Regions from separate parts of the Homo sapiens genome. Here regions 1 and 3 are each linked to region 2. A link is a loop called in an ENCODE intact Hi-C map of the cell type or tissue named here. Cell type or tissue: heart left ventricle. All regions are shown on one strand. Links, peaks and the distances in the headings refer to the core of each region. The heading gives the core; the rest is flanking DNA. Region 1 has its middle 480 kb from the start of NPIPA7. Region 2 overlaps XYLT1 (xylosyltransferase 1). Region 3 overlaps XYLT1 (xylosyltransferase 1).

Region 1 (7,207 bases), core at 1,350-6,349, 490 kb after region 2:
CTGCTCCCCCTGCTCCCCACTGCGCCCCAAAACACACACAACAACTGCTTCTATGAAAATGACTCACATTTATCAGTTATATGTGCTGAACTTCAACATAAGATTTTACTTGAAGGGTTCAAGAAAATTAAAAGAAAAAAATAGTTGTAAACCTCAGATTGTGTACAGCCCTCCTAATTTACAGGTGGGAAGTAGGTAATTCATGTGTCTCTACAGCTGGGACACTTTGGGGATCTTTGGGTGACTTACAGAAGGCAGAAACTTAATGTCTGGACCCGAGACTTTTAGGACCCCCCGCTGACCCTTGCCATCTCCTTGGAATAAGTGGCAGAAAATGTTCTGGTCCAAATCTGACTCAAACAACTGTCACACTTTTGACCCCAGCTATCAACTTGCAAGCTGACAACAAGAATAGAAATAGCACTAAGAGATAACACTTATTTAGAAACAGGATGTCTCTCTGTTGCCCAGGCTGGAGTACGGTAAATACATAGTGCTTCAAAAGTCAGATCAAGACTGGGTGCAGTGGCCAAGGCTGTAGGATCATTTGAACCTAGGAGTCTGAGACCAGCCTGGGCAACACAGCGAGGCCCTATCTTTACAAAGTAAAAAATAAAATTATCCAGGTGGGGTGGTCCATGCCTGTAGCCTGAGCTACTCAGGAGGCTGAGCCAGGAGGATTGCTTGAGCCCAGGAGTTCAAGGCTGCAGTGAGCCATGATCATGCTACTGCACTCCAACCTGGGAGAGAGAGCAAAGCAAGACCCTGTCTCAGAAGAAGAAGGAGAAGAAGAAGGATTATCTCCCTTCTCACTCCCCCTTCCACATCCCAAACCATTACCACAAATGCTGACACTGACATGACAAGTGAAGGGTGACTGGAGGAGAGTCGTATGAGAGTCAACAGCACTGTTACATTTGATTTTTAATTTCTGACGGAGGCTTTCCATTTTCCAGCTAGGCTATGATGAGCCATCTTAGAGGTCCAGACCACACACCAAAAATTCTAAACATACTTCCTAATTCTACCTTTCCCAATCTGTAGGGTTGTGGGTGGCAGGGGAAGGGGTAGGGAGGAGGGAGGCAGACGGCACCTTCTGTTTCTGTCTGATTGCCCTTTTCCACTCTACGTGGGAATGGCAGAGGTGCCAATCAAACGATACCACCTATTAGCAGAGCAGGTGACATAAGGAAAGCCAATGAGGTTCTTCCACCCTGGTCTTCAAATCTGGAGCACAAATTACATGAGGATGAAAGGTGCTTAGGCCTCTGTCACCCTTGACAGCATTCTGGAAGGAGAGCCACAAATCCCTCCTGCCAAGATCCCTGGAGCAGCTCTGACTCCCGATGTTGCTGAAGGCTGTGTATTCATCAGCTTCCTGGTGTCCTCACCAATGCCCTTTCGCTATTGTTTAAGTCAGAGTTGATTGCTGCAACTTGTCCTGATAAAAGTGAATAAAATTAACCTTTAGCAAACTTGTCTCCAGATAGAACTTGCCCAGCTCCATTAATTGGGTATCAAAGGATGCAGTTATGCACATCTTGATTCATTTAAAGCTATCGGACTTAGGAAAATGTCAGCTATTAACAAAGGAAGCAAATCTTGAGATGTTTCCCATTCCCCTTGGAATTCACCGTTGAGTCTTAATTTCAAGACCTTGCATATTAGCTAGCTATTGTTGCATAATGAACCACCCTGAAATTCAGTGGGTTAAACAGTAAGAATCTGGAGCTAGGCATGGTGGCTCACGCCTGTAATTCCAGCCCTTAGGGAGGCCAAGGTGGGCGGATCACGAAGTCAGGGGTTCAAGTGAAAGCCTGTCTCTACTAAAAATACAAAAATTAGCTGGGCATGGTGGTGGGTGCCTGTAATCTCAGCTACTCAGGAGGCAGGTTGCAGTGAGCCAAGATCGTGCCACTGTACTCCAGCCTGGGTAAAAGAGCGAAACTCCATCTCAAAGGAAAAAAAAAAAAAAAAAAAGTACGAATCTGTTATCTCCCAGGAAACTATGGATTACCTGGGTGGGTTTTCTTATCTCAGCTAGGGTCTGCAGTCCATGGTCCTCGGTCAGTAGATAGTTTTACTCTAGGCTGGACTGTATCTTGCAATTTTTAGCAATTGTATTTTTAGCATAGACAGGGTAGGGCAGTTTGCCTGTTGTACACGTGGTGTCTCATCCTCCAGCAGATTAGCCCAGGCTCACGCACACAGGAGAGCAGGGCTCGGAAGGAGACAACAGAACTGTGCAAAGCCTCTGAGGCCTAGACTTGGTGCTACCAATTCTGCAGATTCTGCTGAACAAAGCAAGACACAGGCTAGCCGTGATTCAAAGAGTGAGGAACAGACTCCATGTCTTGATAGCAGGAGCTGCAAAGTGATATTGCAATGGCCAGGGGGGACATGGAGGAGAATTTGGGCTATTTTTGCCAGCAATCTACCATACCATGTAAAATTTGTCACGTAGATTGATAAAATAGTCACCCGGAGGTGTTTAGTTACTTGTGCAAAGTCACACATTGTTTTAGAGCCGGGCTTCCTCACCTCAGGACTATTGACATGTTAGACGGGATCATTATGTGCTTGGTGGGAGGGGGTGGCCCTGTGCATTGTAGGATGTTTTGCCACATCCCTGGCCTTTACCCAGGAGATGCTAATATAACCCGCCCCCAACTTATGACAACCAAATATGTCTCCAGACATTACCTAATGTCCCCTGGGGTGCAACCTCCTCTACCCCCAGACTGGTCTAGAGCCAGGAATTCTACATTCCCCTCCACCCAATACTGGACTCTTCTTGAGAAAATAATTCTCAACAGAATTCAAACTGAGAAGGGGGTACAATTATCACTACAGTTTAGAGGAGACAAGACCAGCTCCCTCTCTCTCCTCTCTATCCTTCTTTATTTGTTCTGTCTGGTTCTCCATGCATCTGAACCTAAACTGTCTTAAAAGGTTCCCCCCAACCTCTACACTTCACACGTGGTACCCCAAGCTTCCCTCCCTCCCTGTCTCCACCACTCACTCACATTGCCAATCCGAACTAGTTCCCGGCAACAGGAAACATTCACCCTACAAGATATTAGTAGGCCCGTTTTCAATCTCAGTTAACTTTTACAGCAGTTTCTCCCATTTGCCAGGTGCCCTGGCTGAATGTGAAAGCATTTGCTGTTTCCTTCACTGGATATTTTTCATCCCATGTCAATTAGCATGATGAAGGGAATCTAATAATGATGTATGGGCTGTGCTGGTGCGGCCGGCGCCAATGGCCCTGCAAGGAGGGTGGATTGTTAAGTGCAGCTCAGCCTCAGGCCTGACCTGCCCTGGATGCCCCAGGACCTGAGTTCCCCAGGTTTCTTGACGGTGCCCAATGATTCACTTCTAGATGCAATTTGACATCCTCCCATCCCAAAAACAAACAAAAAACAACAACAAAAGACAAGAAGAACTTTTGTATCCAAGGAGGTCAGAGCTAATAGAGGTTGAGAGATCATTCTATCCAACCTCCTATACATAAACCAACTTGACCCCAGAAAGGTCAATAGGCTTGTCCAAAGTCAGCCAGTGAATTAAGACCTAATCCAAATGTAAAATTTGGATTTTCTGACTCCCAGCTCAATAATTTTTTATACTTTGTTTTCTGCTTTCAAAACACCTACTTTTTTTTTTCTTTCTAGCCTCTATTTTCCTAGCCACCATCTCTTTTTTCTTTTTTTTTTTTTTTTTTTTTTTGGTTGAGATGTAATCTCACTCTGTTGCCCAGGCTGGAGTGCAGTGGTGTGATCTCAGCTCACTGCAGCCTCCACCTCCTGGGTTCAAGCAATTCTCCTGCCTCAGCCTCCCGAGTAGCTGGGATTACAGGTATGCCCCACCACGCCTGTCTAATTTTTGTATTTTTAGTAGAGACAGAGTTTCACCATGTTGGCCAGGCTGGTCTCGAACTCCTGGCCTCAAGTGATCCACCCAACTGGGCCTCCCCAAAGTGCTGGGATTACAGGTGTGAGCTACCATGCCAGGTCCCCAAGCTACCTTATTCTTAATTGAGACTTAACAGGTATTGAGGGCTTTACAGAAAGAGAACTCTGGGTTACAGGACTCAGTCTCTTCCTGCAGGGATCTCACGATCTAATTTGGGGACGGGGGAGGAGGAGAAAACAGGTGCAAACATAACCAACACACATGTCAGAACTTGTTCAGTCCAAGAGCCACTACAGGTTCACTCCATGTCACAGTGTGGGCATGACTTTTGCCCTCTGCAGGTGTCACTGAAAACAAAATCAATTCATCTTCAGCCCTAGGCCAGAGGGATGGTACGAACCAGGGCCCAGGATTGGAACATTGAGCATTAATTTCTGCAGCCTGCCCTGGGGACAGGAAATTCTGATAAATTCAGAAGCAGCGACATCTGGTGGTCCTGTGGGAGAGCAAGCGCGCCTCCCCAGACGAAATTTTCCCAGAGCCTCCTCAGATAGTTTCTGGCTAAAAAGTGAGCTGGCTCCATAGAATGACCCTATTCATGTAACATGGAAATACTAGATAGAGTTGCAGAGAAATGTATAATGATATTTCAAGGAAAAGGTTCAGCAACATGTTAAAAGAGGTATCTCTGAGTGATTTATTTCAACTGATAAAGTATTTTGTACTTTGTACCGCTTTGTATCATTTCATTTTTTAAAGCAATGAACATACATCTTTTTAACCAATAAAAACAATAAAAAATTATAGTCATTTTGGAAGGGAAGAAATTAATGGACAGACCCTAAGGGCGTCTCAATCCAGAATAAATTATTAAGCTACTCTTTTGTGCTGGCTAACTTTTGCACAGGAATAAAAGCAGGTCAAAATGAAACTTACAGGGTAGCCTTGAAGAGGATAAACAAGACAGAGATATCACACGAGGACAAGAATAATAGCCAGATCAGTAAATATAAAAACACCTTATTGATGGATACCCCATTTACCTTGATGTGTTTATTCCACATTACATGCCTGTATCAAAATATCTCACTTACCCCATATATATATACACCTACTATGTACTCACAAAAATTAAAAAATAAAAATAAACGCCTTATGAAATGCCAAGTAATTTACAAAGTACTTTAATGATCCTGTAACTTGTAAGACGCTTATACCCATGGCGTGGAGAGATGCCCACAAATCATGTTCTCGTCTCTGTTTGAGCCAGGCTTAAGCTATATCAACTACTGCAATAGTAATAAAACTAAAATTGATTGAATAGTTTCAATGTCAGGCACCGTGCCAAGAGCACTCTGTGCGTTATCCCATTTCATCTTCACAACAACCCCATGGAGTCAGTAATATTATGATCCATTAATAGATGGTGTTACTGAAACTCAGACAGCTGACATCTCACCCATTAACTCATAAGACCCATGAGACTAAACACAATATCATATTTGGCTGTACATCCCCAGTACCCATATGGTGATTCCTGGGTGGATGAATGGATGTATACACGGTGTGTTGGGAAAGGCACAAAACCATGAGGGTAAAAAAATGAAATTTCTGTTGAAATGAGCCTTTACTGAGCACCTACAATGTACCACACAGGCTGGTAGGTGCAGAGTTAAAAGATGTGTAAGAACAAGTCCCATGGTGTTGCATTCATTGAGAAAGAGACCCTAGACAAGGGTCACTTTTATGCCGGGGATCTGAATTCTATTATTATTATTGTCATTATATCATTAGGATCACAATAGAAAACAGAGGAAATGTTCATTTGGCACAATTGGAAGAGTTTGTTACTAATTTCAAAGCTGGAAAGGTGAAGTTTGGTGATGCTCAAACATGAGCGTGCTTCAGAATCACCTAGACCTAGAGATCTGGTCAAAATGCAGACTGCGGAATCAACCCAAATGTCCATCAATGATAGACTGGATCAAGAAATTGTGGTACATATACACCATGGAATACTATGCAGCCATAAAAAGGAATGAGATTATATCCTTTGCAGGGACTTGGATGGAGCTGGAAGCCATTATCCTCAGCAAACTAATGCAGGAACAGAAAACCAAACACTGTATGTTCTCAGCTAGAAGTGGGAGCTGGACAATGAGAACACATGGACACAGGGAGGGGAACAACACACACTGGGGCCTGTCAGGGGTGGGCTAGGGGAAGGGAGAGCATTAGGAAAAATAGCGAATGCATGCTAGGCTTAATACCTAGGTGATGGGTTGACAGGTGCAGCAAACCACCATGGTACATGTATACCAATGTAACAAAAACTGCATATCCTGCACATGTACCCCAGAACTTAAAATAAAAATAAAAATTAAAAACAGATGCAGACTGCTGGGCCCCACCCCTAATTTCAAGCTCAGAAGGGCTGGGAGGTAGCCCCAAGTCTGCAATTTTAATGTGTTTCCAGGTGATGCCAATCTCCCGCAAGGGAACCACTGCAAGGGTGAGAGCAGTCACCCGAGGCCAGCAGCAGTGGAGGAGCTGCCACTGCCTCCAAGCTTGGGGGAACAAGGACAGGGAATAGTTGCCAAGACCTGGAAAGAGGGAGTCGTGTAGGTACAGAAGGCCACTAGAAAGGAGCAGGCTTTTGGTGGAGGAACACAATCCGGCGGAGACCACCTTTAGGGGATGAACACTGCAGCCTCCCACTCCTGCCTCACTCCTCCCTCCTCTCTCCTTTCTCCTCCTAATTGGTCAAACCCAGCCAGAGGTGATGACGTTCCAATGACTCCATCTGCCATGGAAGGAACAAGGTGGAGGTGGGTGAAGAGCACATCCAGGGGATGGATGGAACATAATTGACCCACATGTGTTGAATTTAAAGTATCAGTAGGGGTTGGGCACAGTGACTCACACCTGTAATCCCAGTGCTTTGGAGTGGGGTCCCTCTTTGGCGGGCCGACGCAGGATGATTGCTTGAGGCCAGAAGTTGCAGACCAGCCTGGGCAACATAGTGAGACCTCGTCTCTAATTTACAACGTAGCTGGGTATGTTGCTAAGTGTTCCAAGCACTAATAATAGTATGCCTGCAGTTCCAGCTCCTCGGGAGGCTGAAGCAGGAGGGTCACTTGAGCCCAGGACTTCGAGGCTGCAGTGAGCTATGACCACACCACTGGACTCCAGCCTGAGTGACAGAGTGAGACCTCATCTCAAAAAAATAAATAATCAGGGCCAGGCAAGGTGGCTCACACCCGTAAGCCCAGCACTTTGGGAGGCCAATGTG
Region 2 (5,000 bases), core at 1-5,000:
TATGACTCAGGGTGAATGATGTGATACAACATTCCGCAAATAGCCAGCAAGTTCCCCAAAGTGCAGCCACATGCACCATTTCAAAAAATAGATCGTGTTGAGATCACCATTCCCCCCTTCTTGTTGGGAGTGGACTTCACCGAAGACATTGAAAGTTTGAATTTAAGCCCTTAACTCAGAACACTTAAAATGATCACTCTTGGCTGGGCACGGTGGCTCACGCCTGTAATCCCACCACTTTGGGAGGCCGAGGCAGGCGGATCACGAGGTCAGGAGATTGAGACCATTTTGGCTAACACAGTGAAACCCCGTCTCTACTAAAAATACAAAAAAATTAGCCGGGTGTGGTGGTGGGCGCCTGTAGTCCCAGCTATTTGGGAGGCTGAGGTAGGAGAATGACGTGAACCCGGGAGGCGGAGCTTGCAGTGAGCTGAGATTGCACCACTGCACTCCAGCCTGGGCAACAGAGCGAGACTCCGTCTAAAAAAAAAAGATCACTCTTGTCAATAATGATTACATACACTGAATAGATGTTTCATTGAGATGGGAACTGTACATTGGACATGCATTCATAAATTTAGCACTTTTATGTAACATGAATTAAGCATTTATACTGCATGCGAGTCCCTCTTCTAAATTAAGTTCTTTACATGGATTTGCTCATTTGCATTTCACAACTATCTCTTATGGGAAGTATTACTGTCATCCCCGTTTTACAGATGAGAAACTGAGGCGCAAAGAGGTTAAGTTACTTGCCCAACAGGTAGCAAAGGCAGCAAGATTTGAACCTAGCAGTTTAGCTTTCATATATTGGGAAATAACCCTGGGAGTTACTAACCTTAACCCCATTTTACAGAGGAGCCTGCTAAAGCCAGAGAGACCAAGTTTCCTTTTAAAAGTTGTACGGTCAGTAGGTGATAGAATCTAAACTAGAGCCAGGTGACAAATGAAATCTGTCTCCTTCCCTGCTATGTTACAAGATAGGTAGAGATATCAATAAGATATAGAAGGAGATTAGAGATTAGATCTAGACAGATTTGACACAAAGAATTGACATAGAGATTTGATATCTATTTATTGATACAGAGATTTGATATGTATTAGATGTGGATATAGATTAGATCTTGCTTGCTATAGATCACTCACTTGGCAATCCAGAGCACATGGGCTTGGAAACATCTGTCCATACAGAGTGGATTCTAGGATGAGTAGCTGAAGCCCCAGGCTGTGGCACGGTTTGCCCTGCAGACGGTGAGCACAGCAGTGGCACCTTGAGGAGGCCATACTCACATTTCCCTTCCAGCACACGCATCTTCTCTCAGGGCACCCCCACCGCCATTGACTTCAAGCACTGAGGCAGAAGCCCGTGGTGCTGCCACTGAGCAACAAGGCAGTGTGGCTGGTTTTGCATTGACTTACGAGCCGGAGGCTCAGCGAGGAGGCATCACTAACATTTGGCATAAATAGCACACGCACCAAGATCTTTGAAGCTGAAGCGATCTTCTCCATGGGGTTTTGGGGCAGGGCTGTGCATACTGCGGAGCTTAAAAGAGAAGGTTTCGATGCTAGAATGTTCAGGCTGGGTTTGCAGGTTCTAGTTAATGGAATCATTCAATGAAGAAAATTGCTTTCACAAAAGATAGCAGCACGAGGGAGGTCCAGGTGTATGAGGGATGTAAAAATCCGTAGACAAGGCCCAAACTTGGGGAACGTGAGAGCTGGAGGGGTGATTGCATGTTTTCTATGTGCCTGGGATGTTGCTCAACACTTTATATGCGTGACCTCGTTTCCTCATAACAACATCCCTTGGCGAAGGTGCTCTCACACCCTTCCTTTGCAAGTGAAGACACTGAGGCATGGAGAGGCTCAGTCCCTGGTCCAAGACCACAGAGTTTGGGAGTGGCATTGAGAGGGCCCACACTTAGGCCTCCCTCTTCTGCAGTGCTGGCTGTGACTCCCATACCTTAGGGCCTGTTGGGTTCCATCTTTATACTTGACATGGAAGGAAACCAGGACCCAGAGCTGCTGAACAATTTGCCCAGTCGTTCAGCAGCTCAGTAGCAAACCAGGATTCCTCTGCTGCTCAGGGATAGTGGGAGGTGGAGGCTCAGCGTGGAAGATCCACAGCCCCGCACGCCCTCTTTGTGCCTCCTCCTGCTGTCTCCATGTTGGGTGTTAGCAAGATGAAACATGTTGGGTGTCTTCTTCCCCCGCAAGCCCCAGCCCCAGATCCACTCTCCACCCCTCTCCTTTCTTCTCTGGGCCTCCAGAGGCTAACCTTGATGGGTTTCATCAGCAAGGACTTTTCTTTGCTTTGGCCAAGTAGAGGAACTGGTAGGAGATAGGAAGGTGGGAAGAGATGAGATGAGGGTTTCCATGGGTTGGCTGTGTCTGTACCCCTAGCAAGGCCACAGCTGCTGTGGGGCTGCCCTCTCCCGTGGCTGCAGCTACTGTCTCCGTGGTCCAGGAACACCACTCCCTCCCCTTCAGGCCCCAGGGTGGTGACAGCTCCTGGCTGTGGCCAGCCCTGGTGCATAGCACCTCCCTTGTTAGTTTTCCTTATAAAGAATCTCTTTGTACAGTCTCTTCAGTTTGGAGAGTAACATCTCTTTCCTTCAGGGACCCTGACCGGGCCCCCGCCTCGCTGGCTCAGCACTGCCAATGGGACTTGCCATGGGGAGTCACTGTCATCTTGTGTCATGTTTTGATTAAAGGAGAGGGTCTTCCAGTGGAGGAGAGGTCCCAGAATGGAGACCATGGGACAGTGAAGCTCTTGAAACTGAATGCCCAACGGTGGATTGTACGAGCTCTTTTTTTAGAGAGAAGATCATAGCTGTCATTCTATTTGTGAAAACTGTCCCCCAAAACTGAGCCAAAAATAAACATTCTAAACAGTCTCATGCTAAATAAAGCACCAGAGAAGCCACATGTGTGAGAAGAGATGCCCCAGGCAGGGTCAGCTTGGAGTATTCTCATTCATTCATACTCCTCTGTCTGTCCCAAGTTGGTAAAGGCATTCTTCAGTGGGGAGGGACTAAGGCCTAGGGCATGGTGGGGTGGGGAGAGGCGGGGGACAGGCCTTCAGCTCCTTCCGGTAGCCCCCAGAGCAGACAGACAGACAGAGAAGACAGGTTATTTCTGCCTGCAAGCAAGGCCTTCACAAAATCACTTTTTCTTGGTTCTCGGTCACACCTCCAGGAAATGTTAACTGTCCTAGTATTTGAATCTAATTTCTTAGAAATGCCGCCACCTCTGGTTTGTACCTCTGAGAGCCAACAGGGAGGGCCAGCGCGTAGCTGCTTCTCCAGACCAGGTGGTCCTGCAGGAGGGAGTAGCAGTGGGGCTACCCCGGCTCCCCCCTCAATGTGATCTTCCCCGCTGCCTTCAACTGCCTTTCTGAAAAAGAGTATCTTATTAATAATAACCCCGTTCTCATTTTCTTCTGGGAACTGTAGCTCATTTTTTCCACTGAACAAAAGAGAACTGGGTGGAAAGCTGAAGTTAGCTGTGGTGCAGGTGCCAGATGGGTGGGGTCGAGGACAGAAATGCAGTTTTATTGTCCTGAGAAGGAAAAACCCAGCCAGCTCAATGCTAGAAGAAGGAACTTCCAGCTATAAAACGGGCTCAAAGAGAGTTCTTGGTCAGATGACCAGTCTCCACGTTCACTGGCCCAGTTAGAATCAGGCACCAGTTATGGGAGCAGGAGGTGACTTTCTCATTTCATGGCCCTGGACTCAAAGTTGTGCCATGGGCCTCCTCGTGGCCATCTCTGACCTGCACATGGGTTGCCTTTGGCCTCAGGAAGATTTTTAAATTTTTTAAATTTTTAGAGAGGGGAAGAGTGGGGTTGGAAGATTTTTGAAAAACTGATAGGTAAAACCACTCTGAGCTGCTGGATGTCCATGACTGGTGACCACCAGCTGCCCCTTTGCATGGGGCCTCGGGATGGGGTCACTGGTTCATAGAAGTCCCCACCTGGCCTGCTGCGTTCATTCACCTCAGTGACAGTCCCCTGGGTATTGTTTGTCCTGTCCCCTGCACACTCAGGACTCTGGATCCTCCTAGGGTCTCACCTGCAAAGTGGACAAGGGCAGTCTGGACCTGGTAACCCCAAGCAGCCCCTTGGGGAGGTGAGAACGGGCCTCGTGGGGGCAGGTCATGGTCTATGCAGCAGACCCCCTGGCTCACCACTTAGCTGCTGTGAGACCTTCCACACGCCAGCGATCCCTTTGTGCCTCAGTTTCTTTAAAAAATGGTCAGAGTAGGCCGGGCTCGGTGGCTCACGCCTGTAATCCCAGCACTTTGGGAGGCCAAGGCAGGTGGATCACCTGGGGTCAGGTGTTCAAGACCAGCCTGACCAACATGGCGAGACCCCGTCTTTACTAAAAATACAAAAATTAGCCACGTGTGGTGGCACACGCCTATAATCCCAGCTACTCGGGAGGCTGAGGCAGGAGAATCACTTGAACCCAGGAAATGGAGGTTGCAGTGAGCCGAGATCAAGCCACTGTACTCCACCATGGGTGACAGAGCGAGACTCTCTCTCAAAAATAATAATAATAAATAAAAACGGTTGAAGTAACAGCAGTAGCCACCTCCTAGACTTGTTGGGATGATCAGATGGGTTAACGTGCATTAAGCAACAGAACAGTGCCTGGCACCTAAGCACTTAGTATTACTTTCATAGTCCTACGTTTGAATCCCAACTCTTTCACTTGCTCAGTGCATCACCTTTGAGAAAGGCTTTTAGCTTCTGAGCTTCAGCTTCCCAACTAGTTAAAGCAGCCATGAGGACTGCTAAGAGGATAAGCTGGAGACACCCTCTTGTCACTTGTGAATGCAAGCTGCGTCACCCCCTGCCTTTTCTCTCTTGTGGAAGTAGCAGGCTTGGGGAGCAGAGGCTCTCCAGCCTCCGTGCCTCCATGCACTGCCTCCTGCATCCCTGTGCCACAGAGAGGGCAAAGACTTTGGCATTCTCTGCAGGGATTTGCTTTGTGCCT
Region 3 (5,000 bases), core at 1-5,000, 53 kb after region 2:
ATGGGCCCCCATACCAAGCTAAGTTTTTTTTTTTTTTTCATTTTCTTTAGAGATGGGGTCCTCACTTGTTCTCCAGGCTGGTCTTGAACCGCTGGCCTCAAGTGATCTTGCCTTGGCTTCCTAGAGTGCTGGGATTACAGGCGTTCTCCATGATACCCAGCTAAGTTTTTTACTTTTCCTAGAGACACCGTCGGTGGGGGCGGGTCTCACTTTGTTGCCCAGGCTGTTCTCGAACTCCTGGCCTCAAGTGATCCTCCTGCCTTGGCTTCCTGGAGTGCTGGGATTATAGGCGTGAGCCACTGCACCCGTGCTGATATATATTATAAGGACCCAGCATGGCAGTACACATGAGAAGTTCAAAGTGCTCTGTGTTGGGTGGTGTTACTAATAAAACATGGATTTGGAGGCAGATGGAAAGGGGATTCATTTCCCTGACTCAAGCAAGTGCTTTATCCTTTGAGACCTCAGCATTTTCATATGAAAATGGAATATCCAATACTGCATTGAGTTGTTAGGAGAATTCGATAAACATAAATCTAAAGCATTGAGCACAATGTCTAGCTCACAAGAGTCACTAAATAGTACTTCTGCTTCCTCCTCTCCATTCATTTCCACTCTTCTACCAAAAGAAACTCGGAAAGTCATTCCTGATTATTTGTATTTGATTCCATTTTACAGATAAGGAAATTGAGACTCAAAGACCTTAGACTGTAACACAGCCAGGAAGTGGAGGAGCGGGGATTTGAACCCCGGTGGTTTGTGTCAGTCTGGAGAACATCCCCTTTGCCCTCGCTAATATCAGAGTTCACCCTGGATTCTTAATGCTTTGATTTGACTGATCCCTGAGCTGATGGAGAAAAGCCAGATTCTTGCAGCCTGTCCTTCTCTGTCTTTGGTGTAAGCCAGAGGTCAGCTGAGCCCTGGAGAAATCGGATTTGTCCCCAGTTGGCCCCGGGCTCTGCGCTCCTGCCCATCAGAGCCCAGACACCCCTGCTGGCATTGATGTCAGATTCACCTCGCAGTTTTATTCTCAGAGCCTCTCTGGTATCTTGCACGTCTAATTTCCTGTCCCCTGGGGCCTTGGCTGATTAGCCTTTGATTATTCACAAACAGAGAGGCAGGAACAGGGAATCGGGTCCTCTGCTTTAATCACCCACACAAAATTTAGGCAAGGCTGTAGGTTTCTGGAAGGAGCAGGGCTAGGATTTGGAGATTAGAGGTGAAAGCACTAAAAAAATCACCCGCGAAGCCCCAGCCCCATCTCTGCAATCTTTACATGGGGATAAACGCGCTGAGCCTGCCTCCTGTGGTACCCCAACACCCCCCAGGCCTTGCTAAACATGGTTTGGTTTAGGTTTGTTTTGTTTTGTTTTGTTTTGTTCCCTTGGACTGCTCCCTAGCCACCTCCATGTTACCGCAGCTTTCCAAGAAGTCACTTTTGTTGTCACTAGGCCAGAAGACAGTTGGCATCCTTTTAGGTCCCACATAAAATAGGACATTTCAAAACCAGGAGTTCCACTGTGTGCTTTTGGCGCAGGGAGAAAAAAAAAAAAAAGGTGTCTTTTCTTTCTTCCTTACTCTATGAATGCGAGAAATGGTTTGGAGGAAGATGAAACACCTCCAGATTTACAGTCTGTGTTATCATCAGTGCAAGCACAGAGGGGGTTCATTCATTCACCAAATAATCCCAGCTCATTCAGAGCAAAAGCCAGAGGCCTTACAGTGGTCTAGATTTGAACTTGTTGACATGTGGGGCCAGATCATTCTTAGTTGTGGAGGGTCGTCCTGTGCATTACAGGATATTAAGCAGCATCTCTGGACTCTACCCACTAGTTGCTGGTAGCATTCCCCTTCCCCAAGTGTGACAACAAAAATGTCTCCAGACATGGCAAGATGTCCCCTGTGGGTCAAGTTGACCCAGTTAAGAACTATAGCTCTTGGGTCGGGTGTGGTGGCTCACGCCTATAATCCCAGGACTTTGGGAGGTCAAAGTGGTCAGATCACCTGAGGTCAGGAGTTCGAGACCAGCCCGGCCAACCTGGTGAAACCCCATCTCTACTAAAAATACAAAAATTGTCTGGGCATGGCAGCACACACCTGTAATCCCGGCTACTCTGGAAGCTGAGGTGGGAGAATTGCTTGAACCTGGGAGATGGAGGTTGCAGTGAGCCGAGATCGTACCACTGCACTCCAGCCTGTGTGACAGGGCAAGAATCTGTCTCCAAAAACAAAACAAAACAAAACAAAACAAAACAAAACAAAAACCTGGCTCTATAATGCTTTATTGATCTATCCCCCATTTCTTCCTGACCTAAGCTTCTGTTTTTCATCTTTTACTTCCTCCACCCTGGCTTCTTTGCTGGTCTCCACCAGCAACGTGAGGCTTGCTGTCACCTCAGGGCCTTTGCACAGCAGTTTCCCTGTCCCCGAAATGCTTTTTCCCAGTTAGCCAAGCAGCATGCTCACTTACCCACTGGGAGTCTTTGCTTATACCTCACCTTTTCAGTCTAAAGCCTGCCTTGACCACCTTATTAAGAAATGCACCCATTGCATCATCCTAACCACTGACTTCTCTCTTCTACCCTATTCTGTGCACTATTTGTTATATCTGTCATCTTTCTGTGTCCCTGTGCTAGAATAAAGTTCTGTGAAGGCAAGGGTTTTGTTGCCATTCTTCGTAGATGCCTCCCAAGCCCTTGGATGTTACTTCTTTTATGGAATTGTCATCTAGTACCTGCTGTATACCTACACCATGCACTGTCTGGACACCAGGAATAAGGGTGCTTGTACCTGCCCCAAACGACCCTAGAACTGTCATTTTCAGATCCTTCTTGCCCAGAGCTGGAGGGTAAGTTTTGTTCCTGATGCTAAGGGAAAGATACCCTTGCAGATTCCTAGGTGGGGGAAAGATAAGGTCCTCACCCAGGGCAGCAGGGTGCAGGGCTGAGTTTGGGGAGGAAGGCAATTTTGTCTCCTAGGTCAGCCTTGAGGGTGGCTGCGATTCTCCTGGGTGCTGTCCCCTAAAAGCCCTTACAACACAGCCTCTCAACTGGCCCCATTGGTATTCAGGCCACCCCATGCTCTGAATAAACATCTCCCTGCCACCCTCCCTTACACAGCAGCTCTTGCTTGTGGCATGAGAGTGGCGGAAAGACGATAAAAATAGTGTTTAGTTATGCGCACTCTGCTTATTTTGTACTTTCGAGCAGTAACATGCCCTCTGACGGTGTTGGGCTGGCCAGCAAAGCCCATCATTTCTCCCTCATGTGGAGCAGCCTAGAAACAGCCTGAGAGATGCCTGGTCCTTGGACAGGTGTTGCCACCTGTCCGCGGTACCCAGAAGTTGGCCACTGGCTTTTCCAGAAACCTCCCTTTCCCTTCCCCACTCTGCTTTGTCAGAAAGCCCTAAGCAGAGACAGGACCAAATTTTGAGGCTCTGCTGAGCAGGGGACCCCTTCAGAGGAACAGTTGCTTAGCCTTGTAACTGCTCCTGCATTCTCAGCACAGTCGCCCAGGGCATTCCTAATGCCTCAGGAACACCTTATTTTACAGGTGAGGACAGTGAGGCCCAGAGTGGTTAAGCAACTTGTTCAAGATTGCACAGCCATGGAGCTGGGATCTGGACCCATTCTTCTCTGACCCCAGAGCCTGTACTCAGAGCATGAACCCCTCCTGTCTTCTGCTCTGCATTGTTTAGATGCATTTCCCCAAGATGCGTCCAGGGTTTCTTGCCTGCAACTGCTGGGCAATGACCTTTCTGAACAGTAAACATTGGGCACTAGTGGTGACTCTTAAGAGAGAGATTCTGGCCGGGCGTGGTGGCTCACGCCTGTAACCCCAGCACTTTGGGCATCCGAGGAGGGAGGATCACTTGAGCTCAGGAGTTCAAGACCAGCTTGGGCAACGTGGTAAGACCTTGTCGCTACCAAAATTACAAACAATTAGCTGGGTGTGGTGATGGGTGCCTATAATCCCAGCTACTCAGGAGGCTGAGACAGGAGAATCACTTGAAGCCAAGAGGCAGAGGTTACAGTGAGCCAGGATTGTGCCGCTGCACTACAGAAGGAGACTCAGTCTCAAAAAAAAAAAAAAAAAAAAAAAAAAGGAGGGAGAAAATCTTTATGTTAAAAACTACCCAAGCCTCTGGTTTGGGAGTAAATACATAGCTTTACACCTCCAAAGTGTCACGTTATTTAATTGGTACCACTGTCCCTGGGGAACTTCAGTGGCTATGCTAAGTGGAAGTTCCATTAGAGAGATGCTCCCAGGTCAGCGGAATGAAAATTAAATACTAGTTGTTGGGTGTTAAACAGAGGTTTTGGGTGTGTTTGGTGGAGGTAAACTCGGGGATGCCATGATACCCTGTCCTGCAGTCACCTCTCCTCCCCTCCCAACCTTCCAGGACCCCTAGGCAGCAGTGGGGGTAGCCGACAGAGAATCAACTTCCCAATCTTCTAGCACAGAGTTCCAGTAAAAGTCTTCTTGGAAGTGCCCGCTTTACGGGTTAGCTAAAGTAGGACCTCCACTCTCTTTGCTTGTAGCTGCAGGTGGGAATTTTGGCTCTGAAATGCTCCCATGCCTGCAGGGAGCCCAACTCAGCTTACAATTCCATTGCATGGAGCTGCCCAGCATGTGCCAGAGTCCTGGTTCCTGAGGCTCCCACACAGTGACCCTGCCCACTGTGGCCCCCTTAGTGCTCAGGGCTGAGATGAAGTGGATGAACGTCTCATCCCTGACCGTGGGACTGGGCAAAGTGTGGAGAGATGTGAGGAAGTGGCCTCTGTATTCCCATGTGCCCCACTTTGTGCAGGAAAGTGTTTCTGAAAGACCATGTGTGGGCCAACAGGGATGATGTCAACACAAATGTGCTTTTCTCATTCACTTCAACTTTAATGCCAGGGATTTCTCTGCTTCATTTCCCATTGCTATTCTGGTGGCATCGTCTCCTACCAAAGTGGTTTTAAACTTCTCCTTCATCGCCAGTCTGTTCAGGTGACGCT

What was found. Hi-C counts contacts between places; a loop is a spot of excess contacts. Peaks named below come from ENCODE experiments on the same cell type or tissue, not always from the same donor. Only the 100,000 strongest peaks of a DNase experiment are listed, where the experiment ranks them.
Region 1: it touches region 2 in a loop (5-fold over the local background); 3 of 110 quality-filtered maps call a loop at or near these places.
Region 3: a loop joins it to region 2, with 2.1 times the contacts of the local background. A loop is called at or near these places in 8 of 110 quality-filtered maps.

What each region holds. Positions count from the first base shown.
Region 1 is chr16:16,858,847-16,866,053 of GRCh38, reverse strand. No RefSeq gene overlaps it. Among named protein-coding and RNA genes, the nearest start is that of NPIPA7, 480 kb to the right of the region's middle. In heart left ventricle, for the core only: a CTCF peak has its summit at 4,401 (motif pointing left); no DNase peak of the experiment used is centred there; H3K27me3 peaks cover 837 bases.
Region 2 is chr16:17,345,375-17,350,374 of GRCh38, reverse strand. All of the region lies in intron 2 of XYLT1 (xylosyltransferase 1), which reads left to right. Among named protein-coding and RNA genes, the nearest start is that of XYLT1, 120 kb to the left of the region's middle. RefSeq lists enhancers at 2,706-2,795, 4,264-4,765. In heart left ventricle, for the core only: no CTCF peak of the experiment used is centred there; DNase peaks (open chromatin) are centred at 2,504 and 3,326; H3K27ac peaks cover 794 bases.
Region 3 is chr16:17,292,596-17,297,595 of GRCh38, reverse strand. The region is part of intron 2 of XYLT1 (xylosyltransferase 1); the gene reads left to right. Among named protein-coding and RNA genes, the nearest start is that of XYLT1, 180 kb to the left of the region's middle. RefSeq lists a silencer at 703-977. In heart left ventricle, for the core only: no CTCF peak of the experiment used is centred there; no DNase peak of the experiment used is centred there; H3K27ac peaks cover 536 bases.